Regions from separate parts of the Homo sapiens genome. Here region 2 is linked to region 1. A link is a loop called in an ENCODE intact Hi-C map of the cell type or tissue named here. Cell type or tissue: heart left ventricle. All regions are shown on one strand. Each heading gives the region's core, and the rest is flanking DNA. Links, peaks and the distances in the headings are about the cores only.

What was found. A loop is a pair of places that touch in the nucleus more often than their neighbours do. Peaks named below come from ENCODE experiments on the same cell type or tissue, not always from the same donor. Only the 100,000 strongest peaks of a DNase experiment are listed, where the experiment ranks them.
Region 2: it touches region 1 in a loop (2.1-fold over the local background); 2 of 110 quality-filtered maps call a loop at or near these places.

Annotation. Positions count from the first base shown.
Region 1 is chr5:119,267,102-119,270,015 of GRCh38, reverse strand. It overlaps a transcript of TNFAIP8 not described here. Among named protein-coding and RNA genes, the nearest start is that of TNFAIP8, 87 kb to the left of the region's middle. RefSeq lists enhancers at 602-671, 1,642-1,691, 2,112-2,161 and a silencer at 1,192-1,441. In heart left ventricle, for the core only: no CTCF peak of the experiment used is centred there; DNase peaks (open chromatin) are centred at 625, 1,315 and 1,885; H3K4me3 peaks cover 1,843 bases; H3K27ac peaks cover 1,010 bases.
Region 2 is chr5:119,213,901-119,216,814 of GRCh38, reverse strand. The region is part of intron 34 of DMXL1 (Dmx like 1); the gene reads right to left. Among named protein-coding and RNA genes, the nearest start is that of MIR5706, 61 kb to the right of the region's middle. In heart left ventricle, for the core only: no CTCF peak of the experiment used is centred there; no DNase peak of the experiment used is centred there.

The sequences.
Region 1 (2,914 bases), core at 263-2,762:
TTTACTTTCATAGCAAGAAAGTAGCAAGAATAAACTGAAATGTAGAACTCAGAGAGACTATTAAAATTAGATAGGACCCCAGCAACCAGGCAATCATTTTATAGATGAAGAAACTATTTGTACAATACTGCTGTTATGATACCATAGCTTCCAATTAACTTTTTAAATGTAGAAATATGTCCTGCATTGAGGGAGTACTGACCCCCACCTCCCCCCATAAAAATAATTATGTAGGGATGGAATTATCAGTCTTAAGCAATCCAAGGATTTTCTTGTTTCAACACTGGGCACTGAACTACTGTTTGATTCCTTCCATGATTCCTCTAGGGATACTGCTTTTTCTACTTAGAGCTTCTGTGTTTTCGAAAATCTGTTGGTTTAGAAATACAGTGTCACTGAAGCAATAAACATATTCAAGGTGCCTAAGCCTGTTGGGTCAGCCTGGTCTTGAACGTGCCTATCAGTCGCGAGGAGTCCGTGGAGCCTGGGCGCTCATCAGGTGTCTTTGCAGCAGGTGCTGAGGGCTCCAGTGCGACATGTGCAGTCATGTACACACACACACATACACACACACACACACATTTTCTTCCTCAAAGGAAGTCTCCACCGAATGATCTCAAAGCAGGGCTCTGGTCTCTGCCCGTTTTACAATGCAAGGTTGGATTACAATCTCAGGCCAGCATCTCAGTCTGCAATCTGGGGCACCCTGATAACCCGGGCAGTGCTTTCGCCAGTATGTGCGGTTACAGGAGGACGTGACAAATAGCGGGAACCCAGTTACAAAGGGAGGGAAGGAATGAGGCTCACGGCAGGAGGTGGTTAAGAGGTCGCCCTGAATAGGTAAGGGTTCCTAAAAGGGGTCTTGGATCCTCAGTGCGGCACTGGAACCGAGTAAAATTTCGCGGAGTTTCCGAGGCTGTGCGCTCCTGCACACACTCGTACGCACACCCACCTAAACAAGTTGTTCAAACGCACCCACTCACACTCACTCACACTCGCTTCAGAAACTCTCTGAGCCGGAGGCGCTCCCCGAGAGCAGCCCGCAGCCCAGCGGCGGGAGAGGCGCGCTGGAGTGTGCGCGGGACGGGCGCGCCCAGGAGCCACTTACTCGGAGGAGTGGCGCGACGGCGCCGGGACGCTGAAGCGCGAGCTGGGCTGTTTGGCGGCGCCGAGTTCTCTGCTCTCTCGGTGGCTCACGGGTTCCCGCGGACCTTAGCCAAGCGCGGGTTAGAGCCGGCGGGAGAAAAGGAGGCAGAGGCCAGGGGCGGAACTTGCAGGAGGGACCAAGGGTGTGGCGGGCAGGCCGGGGAGGAGCCGGGAGGTCGGGGGCGGAGCGTGCAGGGAAGGAGGAGCCGAGCGGCTGGGGCGGGGCATGGCGGGGCGGAGTGGGTGAGGAGGAGCTGGGGACCGGACAGCAGGAGTCGGAAGTGGCCCAGGCGCAGGAGAGCGCGGAGAAGGGCTGGGCGGCGGCCCGGGAGCCGGACTCGGACCGCGAGGCCCAGATCGCTGGGCGCTGGAGAACAGGACCCTCTTGGGAGATGTGCATAGGATACGGTATTCCTGAGCCTCTCAGTTTCTTCCGTTGTAAAAATGAGACGCCAACCTCGTAGTGTGTTGAGATGGTTAAATGGGGCCATACACATTTGCACTGTGCCTTGCACTTAACAAGAACGCGTGAATGTTAGTGTCTGCTGCCATCATTATTGACTATTATGATGATGATCCGTGAAAGCCCCTGAATTCCGCCTGCTCTTTTGCTTTTAATTTTCTGCGGGCCTTAAGTCTACCCTACGATAGCTGACGCGCTCCCGATTCCTGGTTTCCATTTGCGGAGAATGCAGGGCTTCCTCTTGGAGTTAAAGACTCATTGGCTCCTGGAAAGCCCTCGCTCTCTGCCGCCCCCCGCGGACTTAGCTGTGACTGTCCTTGCCTGTGGAGCAGAAGGCTTGCCCTCCTCAGGGGCCACCCGAGACCGCCAGGATGGAGTAGGATCTGGACCTTCAGTCTGTTGAGGAGCCCTGGCCCGGGGTAGCCATTTTCAAGGGCGAGGGACCTTGGTGGGAGTACGATGAATCCATCCATACAATAAACATCCATTAAGCACCTAGTACATGGCAGCGGGGGGCAGAGGGCTGGAAATATTAATAATACTAGTAAAACTTAATATGTGTAGGTCACCGTTCTACTCCTTACAACAATCTATGATATAGATCCTGTCGCTATCCCTGTTTTACAAAGGGAAAGGGAGACATCGTGAAGTAAATAGCCTTCCCAAAGAAAGTTACACGTTTGGGAAATGGCTGAGTTTGGCTTGGAGAGAGGAAAGTAAACTCTTGATAGGTGAAATAGACAAAATCACAACACATTTGGGTTTAATGCAAAAGATAGAAACATACACAAGGTACGGAGGTTTTTAAAAGAGGACCTTGTCCTGTGGTTATAACTTTGGGGAAGGGCGTCAGGGAGATCTTCCTGGTGTAGGTGATGTCTGAGCTGGGTTTGGAAGAAGAAATGGGAGCTTCAAAGGCAGCTTATAAGTGAAGAAGAATCACAGTAAACTTTTTCAAGCCTGAATAAGGATGGAGGAGAAGTGGAATGGTGGCCGGAATAAAGCTAAAACAGTAAAACAGGACCAAACTCAAGGGCTGTTTTCCTATAGAAACTAAACAACATTAATTTGACCTTTGATTGGTAGGAAGCCAGAAGGGTTTTAAGCACAGGAGATATGTCAGGTGTGGTTCTAGAAAGTTTAATCTGGAAACATAGAAGATCCCAGAACCAAGAAACTTGCTTAGGAAATATTGAAATATGTCGGTGAGATACTTCAGTAGGCAGAATGAGTAGAGTTACAGAAAGAGGTCCACTTCTTAATCCCTGGAACCTGTAAATATGTTATCTTACATGGCAAAAGAAT
Region 2 (2,914 bases), core at 287-2,786, 53 kb after region 1:
ATAAATTATTTTAAGAAAGTAGATATTTCAATTCTAAAGGTATTATTGTATATGCTAATTATCCCTAAAACAAAATTTGACATGGGAAATTTAAATTTCTTCAAACTTGCTTTTTTACACATAAAAAAACAGCTGATACAACATACAACTTCATTAAGTGGCTATCCTCCCGAGATACAGTTAATTAACTTTAAAGGATCAACACATTCTAATTATTAAAGCAAAATGTATTTACCAAGTTTCCTAGCATTATAATTCTTTCATATTATTTTTTAAAATTTAAAAGGTCAGATAGTCAATATTTTAGGTTTTGCAGACCACAAAGGGTCACTGTTGCATTTTTTCCAAACCCTTTAAAAATTCTCAGCTCATGGACTATATAGAAGCAGGTGAGATTTGGCCAGATGGCTGTAGTTAACCTTTGATTTATAGAGAAACCTGAAATTCTGAAAGGCAATGTAACTTGCCCAAGTGAGTAATCATTTTAGTAGCTAAATAAACCACCATTCTAAGTACTTTAGATGAGGGACATATATTTGACCTTCTGCTTACTCCAGACAAAGTGTATACATCTTTGGACTTAGAAAAGAATACTATATAAAATCGACACTTACTAAAATAAGCAGAAAAGAGGAGGCAATTAAAGAGTTGAAATGTTGCCTAATATAGGACATTATTTCATATTATCCTGCTTTTTTTTTTTTTTTTTTTTTTTTTTTTGAGATGGATGCTCTTGTCGCCCAGGCTGGAGGGCAGTGGCCCACAGTCTCAGCTCACTGCAACCTCTGCCTCCCAGGTTTAAGCAATTCTCCTGCTCCAGACTCCCAAGTAGCTGGGATTACAGGCACCTGCCACCACACCGGGCTAAGTTTTGTATTTTTAGTAGAGACAGGGTTTCACCATTTTGGCCAGGCTGGTCTGGAACTCCAGACTTCAGGTGATTTGGCCACCTTGGCCTCCCAAATGCTGGGATTATGGGCGTGAGCCACCACACCCAGCCATTCTAACTTTCAATCTTTTAAAATGAATTAGGTTTTCAGACTTATTGTGAAATGCATAAATTATCTGAAATCAGCATACAATAAATTTACTTACTGCAAAATTTTGATAGAAATATCACCAATGCCCGGCCATTGACCACAGAATGGATCAGAATATGCAGTGTTTTAAAAATAGCAACTAAGGTCAGGTGTGGTGGCTCACGCCTATAATCCCAGCACTTTGAGAGGCTGAGGTGAGTGGATCACTTGAGGTCAGGAGTGGCCAACATGGAGAAAAGTACAAAATTTTACTAAAATTACAAAAATTAACTAGAAATTACTTTACTAAAAATACAAAAATTAGCCAGGCGTGATGGTGCGCATCGGTAATCCCAGCTACTTGAGTGGCTGAGGCACGAGAATCACTTGAACCCAGGAGGCAGAGACTGCAGTAAGCCAAGATCGAGCCATTGTACTCCAGCCCAGGCAACAGAGCAAGACCCTGTCTCAAAAAAATAAATAAATAAAAGAAAGGCAATTAAGATCACTGTTCAATTGGAAAGTTCAAAGAGACCTACAAGATAACCAAACCAAAATATCCCTACACAAACAAAAATCAGTTGCCAGATATAAAGAGTCAAATATATTCTAATCTAAAGTATAACTTGCTTAGGAAGAATTTCAGTATTCGCTGAACATTCTGGCTGACTTGAGGATCAACTTGTCTTCTAAGGAAAGTCTCAGCTCTGACTACAAAACGCCGATCATCCGTTAATGATGTACAAGTCAAATTCCATAATTTTATGACAAAATTCCAACTTACCCACCAATCTGCCTGGCATCTAAAGTATACTAAATGTTCATTCTTAGGTTTTGAAGAAATTGGCGACAGAGAAAGATGATGGCTCCATGGAATAGAGGGATGTGCCACTTGCTGGTAATGGTTGGATAGGGCATCATACCAGTTTCACCTGGGGAGCTTTTTCGAACTTTACATGTAAAGTTTGGGAAGAAAGCTCCTGCAGGTATGAACTTCAAAAAACCTTTCTCTATGTAGGAATACATTCCTGTCCTCATTATTTACTAAAAACATTGTTTCTCAGTAAGGTGGTGTCAAGATAACCTGAATAAGAATCAACTGAGGTGATTTTTTTTTAAATACAAATACTCTGAACCCCATGTCAGATACATAATCAGAATGTCATGGGGGTGGGTCAAAGAAATAGTGGTATCTCAGAAGTCTTAAATTAAATTTGTGAATGACCATAAGTGGCAGAAGATAAGATTGGAGATAAAGGTAGAGGTTCAGTTCTTGCAGGGCCTTAAAAGACATAATAAAGAGTTCAAATCCTGTTCTAAGGCAGCGAAACCATTGGTGGATTTTGAAAAGCCAGGCTACTGTGAGATAAAACATAAAGGGTTTGAGAATGACTATCAGAAAACCAGTTAAAAGGCGACTACAGTAGCTGAAGTGAGAGATCATAGTGGGTTGGATTAGGGCAGTAGGAATGGTGATAGTGATAAGTGGCTGGAATTGGGATACATTTTGTTAATGGACTGTAATCATAGTGTGAATAAAAGAAGGAAAGAAAAAGGATGAATCCTAGTGTCAGGCCTGATAGGTGGGTGAGTAAAGGTACCATTTACTGAGATGGACAGAAGTGAAGGAAACAGTAGGGAGTAGGTTCGGAGCAGGCAATGTCTGGAGTTCGGGAAATTAGTTGAGAGAGATTTGAGAGTTGTCAGCATACAAATTATATTAATATTTAAACCGTAAGATAACCCAAGGAGAGAGTAAAGACAGGAAAGATAAAAAGTTAGAGAACTGAATTCTGGGGCAACCAATATTTCAAGGATGGGAAAAAGGACAATTCAGTAGTTATCAATTAGCTAATATAAGAAATAGATTAGTTTGATATTATGGAAACTAAGTG